Regions from separate parts of the Homo sapiens genome. Here region 2 is linked to region 1. The links are chromatin loops, found by intact Hi-C in ENCODE. Cell type or tissue: CD14-positive monocyte. All regions are shown on one strand. Region 1 overlaps PIGK (phosphatidylinositol glycan anchor biosynthesis class K). Region 2 overlaps LOC105378806 (a long non-coding RNA gene).

The links. Peaks named below come from ENCODE experiments on the same cell type or tissue, not always from the same donor. Only the 100,000 strongest peaks of a DNase experiment are listed, where the experiment ranks them.
Region 2: a loop joins it to region 1, with 5 times the contacts of the local background. A loop is called at or near these places in 30 of 110 quality-filtered maps.

Annotation. Positions count from the first base shown.
Region 1 is chr1:77,147,196-77,149,695 of GRCh38, reverse strand. The region is part of intron 9 of PIGK (phosphatidylinositol glycan anchor biosynthesis class K); the gene reads left to right. Among named protein-coding and RNA genes, the nearest start is that of PIGK, 71 kb to the left of the region's middle. In CD14-positive monocyte, CTCF peaks have their summits at 1,105 and 1,305 (motif pointing left); no DNase peak of the experiment used is centred here.
Region 2 is chr1:75,990,722-75,993,221 of GRCh38, reverse strand. All of the region lies in intron 2 of LOC105378806 (a long non-coding RNA gene), which reads left to right. Among named protein-coding and RNA genes, the nearest start is that of ASB17, 60 kb to the right of the region's middle. In CD14-positive monocyte, CTCF peaks have their summits at 1,315 and 1,515 (motif pointing left); a DNase peak (open chromatin) is centred at 1,491.

The sequences.
Region 1 (2,500 bases):
TTGGATGATCTGTCTGTTGTTGAAAGTGGGGTGTTGAAGTGCTATACTATTATTGTATTACAGTTTGCCTCTTCCTTTAGATCTAATCATATTTGCTTTATATTTGGGTAATACTGCAATGGGTATATACATATTTACTATTATTATATTCTCTTGCTAAATTGACTCCTTTATCATTATATGATGACCTTCTTTGTTTCTTTTTATGGTTTTTGACTTAAAGTCTGTTTTATCTGATATAAGCATTGCTACTCATGCTCTTTTTTGGTTTTCATTTACATAAAATATCTTTTTCTATTTGTTCATTTTTTGTCTGTATCTTTATAGGTGAAGTGAGTTTCTTGTAGGCAACATATAGGTGGGTCTTGTTTTTTAATCCAGTTAGTCATGTCTTTTAATTATGATGTCTTTTAATTGGAGAATTTAGTCAATTTATATTCAGTATTATTATTGGTAGGTAAGGGCTTACTGTAGCCATTTTGTTATTTGTTTTCTAGTTATTTTGTAACTCCTCTCTTCCTTTTTTTCTATTTTCCTTTGCGATTAAATGATTTTCCCTGGTAGTATGTTTTAATTCATTGCTTTTTGCTTTTAGTGTATCTATTATAGGTTTTTGCTTTGTGGTTACCATTAGGTTCATTAAAAATCGTATAGTTCTAATAAGTTATTTAAAACTGATATGGCTGGGCGTGGTGGCTCACGCCTGTAATCCCAGCACTTTGGGAGGCCAAGGTGGGCAGATCACTAGGTCAGGAGATCAACACCATTCTGGCCAACATGGTGAAACCCCATCTCTACTAAAAATACAAAAAAATTAGCTGAGCGTGGCAGTGCGCACCTGTAGTCCCAGCTACTTAAGAGGGTGAGGCAGGATAATTGCTTGAACCCAGGAGGCGGGGGCTGCAGTAAGCCGAGATCGCGCCACTGCACTCCAGCTTGGCGACAGAGCAAGACTCTGTCTCAAAAAAAAAAAACCAAAAAACAAAAACTGATGCTAACGTAACTTCAATCACCAAAAAAGAGAAAAGAAGCAAACAAACAAACCAAAACCTGTGCACATTAACTCCCTCTCCCCCGACATTTTGAATTTTTGATGTCACAATTTGCGTTTTTTTTATATTGCCTATGTTGACAAATTGTTTTGTTATATGTTCTGGAAGAATGGAATTTGGCTCTTAAATTATTTGTATGTATTAGCACAGTAGCAAAAATTGTCATTGCCGAAGATTGTTGTTTTTAATCAAGGAGAAAATTACTTTAAATATCACAGCCAGATATCAAGCACTGTTGAATTAGAGCACCCTCTAGTGTTTATAAATAAATTTTATTTACAATGTTGCTATTTACCAGATGGCTTCATAATTATTGGTGTACTTTATTCAGTTAATTTATGAGAATCAGGCTCCCAGTGGTTCAGGAATTTTTACATAGATGCTATAAATATTATCTCATTGTATGTAGGTGCTGTTTGCATGCAAATATGAATGGCAATCCAAAGTTTATTTAAAGTATATAATGAGAGATCAGATATCATAAAAAACTATTTTATTAAGGAAATTATAGGCTGGAGTATATATGCATTTAAAAAAATCTTAGGTTAAATTATCAACACACTGTTATTAAAATTGACAGTTAGAAATACTTTCTACACATATTAGGGAAACAGTGGAGTCCATTGATTCAGTTATTCATATTTTATATTTTGTGTAGTACACTAGAGTAAAATCAGATATGATGGAGAACTTTAGTACATAAAACTGATTGGGAGTACCTTTATGAAATAAGAATTGTTTTTATGTGTCTTCTGAAACTTACATATGTTAAGTAAGATAAAGTTATATAGTAACAACCCTTTGTTTCTGCATATGTCTTACTAATTGTGTTGTAATTTATTTGCAAGAGCAGATGAGGTAAAATAAGGACTGATTGTAATAAGCTTTGCTTAGGTAACTTGATTTTAAACAGCTTCATCGTAGTATACATAGGCTGGCTTTGGATAAGTATGCAGACAGATAAACTCTCTTCCTCTTCAAAGAGTTGGGTTTTTTGAATCTGGTGGTAATTCTGTGTCAGAAAACCTTTTACTGAGGTTACCAGTTTTGTATCTTTTCTGTATTAGGAAGATATCCTCCAGGTTGTGACTGTAAAAATTTTGCACATTTTAGTGTTACCAAATTTGTAGAAGTCTAAATTCTATAGAATTACCTAAGGAAAAACAGAATCTAAGACATTATGAACTCTAAACACTCACCTCTTATGTTAGTGGGTTAGAAGAAACTTACCTAGTCTGAATTTTTCTCCCCTGCCCTCACCTCCCCTCCCGTTCCCTCCTCTCTCCTCCTGATATGGTTTGGCTCTGTGTCCCCACCCAAATCTCATCTTGAATTTTACTTCCCTAATTCCCATGTGTTGTGGGAGGGACCCGGTGGGAGATAATTGAATCATGGGGGTGGTTTCCCCCATACTGTTCTCATGGTAGTGAATAAGTCTCACGAGATCT
Region 2 (2,500 bases), 1.2 Mb after region 1:
TTTAAAGACCATTCTGAGAGTTTTAAAATAACCATAGAATTTCTCTAGGTGTCTACTTTGGGTAGAATAGCACTAATTTTATAATTTTAATTTTATATGTGGAAGTCTAGTGTTTTTAAAAATCTCATTACTTAGTAGCCACATTCCTATTACACATCTATTGATTGGGTCTGGCCATTTGCAGCAAGCTGATTTATTCAGCCCGACTTCTGTTCAGGTATCTTGGCACTCTTATTGATGATTGAAACAGACTAACCCATAATTTCCATTTTGGTCTAGAGTAGGGGTCTGTAAACTTTCTCTGTAAAGGGCTAGACAGTAAATATTTTAGGCTTTTCAGCCCAAGTGGCAAAGTTGATGACATTATGTAACTACATATGTAACAAGAGGTAAAATAAATTTCCATAAATGTATTATTGGCAAAATTCAAAATGTAATAATAATAATTGAGTATAATTTCTTATAATACAAGTCTACTAATGACAAGAATTAAACACTTTTAGAAGGCATAACATTTCTCTTAATTGGAGTCATAGTTAATGGTCCCTATTATCAAATTAATTGCAAATGTTCACCTGTGAAAACCATTCTAAACTTCTGGAGTGTATAAAAACAGGTGTTGGAGCAGATTTGGCCCAAGGACCATAGTTGGCCAACCTCTGTTCTAGTGGCTGCAGTGAGTCATCTTTGACTACAGGGGTTCATTTAACTCTCTAAGGAGAAGTGGAAGGAAGCAGTCTGTATTTACTCTCAGTAAGAACAAGAACCATTCTCCTGGAAGTCCTGTAAACGCGGTTGTTTTCAAGCCATCTCTTAGGTGCTCCAGGGTAGAGACAGGTTGAGCGGGAGGCTAAGACAACTAGAAGGCAACTGACTGAATACTCTCCTCAGAGTTACCATATTTAATACAAAGACAGAAAGTTTTATTCCCACTTAAATATCTCTGAAATCAGATTAGGCCTTACAGTCAACAATTCAATTTAGTTGGCAGGACTATTTTCTTCCTTACTGCAAATAAAGCAGCAGGGAGACTTAAAATCAATGACATCTTAGCATTTATGAAGTATGGTAATATTTCTCATTCCAGGCTTCAATTCAGTTCCCCCTGGAGTCCCTTTACCCCTGTCTGAGTAACTACCTTTCTTATTAGAGCTTATGTTCTGCTTCCTTTTTCTGTTGCCACGAAAATGGAAAAGTCATTCTCAGTGAAGGCTTTGCATGAGCATTAAGAAACTATCAATTTTGGATTACTTCGTAGCTGGGTGTGGTAGAGGTTTGTTTAGAGATGGACTTTCTTGTAAAATTCGAGTTTGACTTATTTTTAAAAATTAACAATTTCCTTCCTTTCTAAATGACGAGAGAGACAGAAGAATTCTTCAAGGTTAGTGTGTCCAGCATGCAACCTTTCCTTCCTGGATGAGCATCCCTGGAATAGGAGAGCCAGCCTGCCTCCTGCGCTGGCACAGAGCCCGGTTCCCTAGACAACTGCCTCTCCAAATCTGATGTCCAGCGCCACCTGGTGTCCACATCAAGCAGACACAATTAATAGTCAACCTGTTCAGGAAAACTGTGAGGGGGAAAAAAAAGAAAGAGGATTTATGAAGGGAAAAGAAAGTTTAGAGGATATGCCACGATTGGAATGTAATGAGTAGAACCAGGAAGGCAGTCTCTAACCAATAAGGTGTTACAACACATGTATCTGCTTTGCCACATGGGATATGAAGACAATATATGAGTAAGCATATGTAACATAACTGATTAAAAAAAAAAAAGTTAATGTAAAAGGGGTACCAGAATAGAAGTCAGGCATCCTGGGTATTTTTCTGGTTTTCCAATTAATCTGCAAATTGTCTGTTATGCAGCAGGCACTTTAGTAGGTATCTGAGCCGAGCAAACATGGGAGGAGCTGGGGATGTGCCAAATGCTCTACATAGATTATTTCTTCCACATCTCAACTAGCCTATGAGGGAGACAGTAAAATTCCAGGGAGCATGAAGGCAGAAGACAGAGAACAGTAAGCACCAGAAAGCCTCATCAAAGGCCTGATCAAAGCTAACAATGTTGTGATTGGTAGTGAAAGTGTTTACTCATAACTAAGGCTATCCCAAAGTTGTTATAAAAGTTTGCTATCAATCTTCTTTTCTGTGATCTCCCGGCCTCACCTAAAATCAGGTGATTTCCCAGTAAAAGTCAGGGTTCTCAGAGCTACTTCCACCACTTTGTGGCTGTCTGAACACTCCATATTTGTGCAAATGCCAAGAATTGTATCACATCACTGCAGTAACTGTCTACACCATTTCTGCAGCCCTCCCAGCCATCAATCCCCCGGCACCACACATCTCTTGAGCCACAGATGAATCACAAACATAAGGAAAGAAAAATGTACAAACATATGGAGGAAATAAAACTCTCCGGTAAAGTGGTAGAATTTATTTTCATCTCCAGGAGCTGTCCTCCAGACTTGCAAAACTCCACCTTCATGCAAAAGCATCTGGAAGTT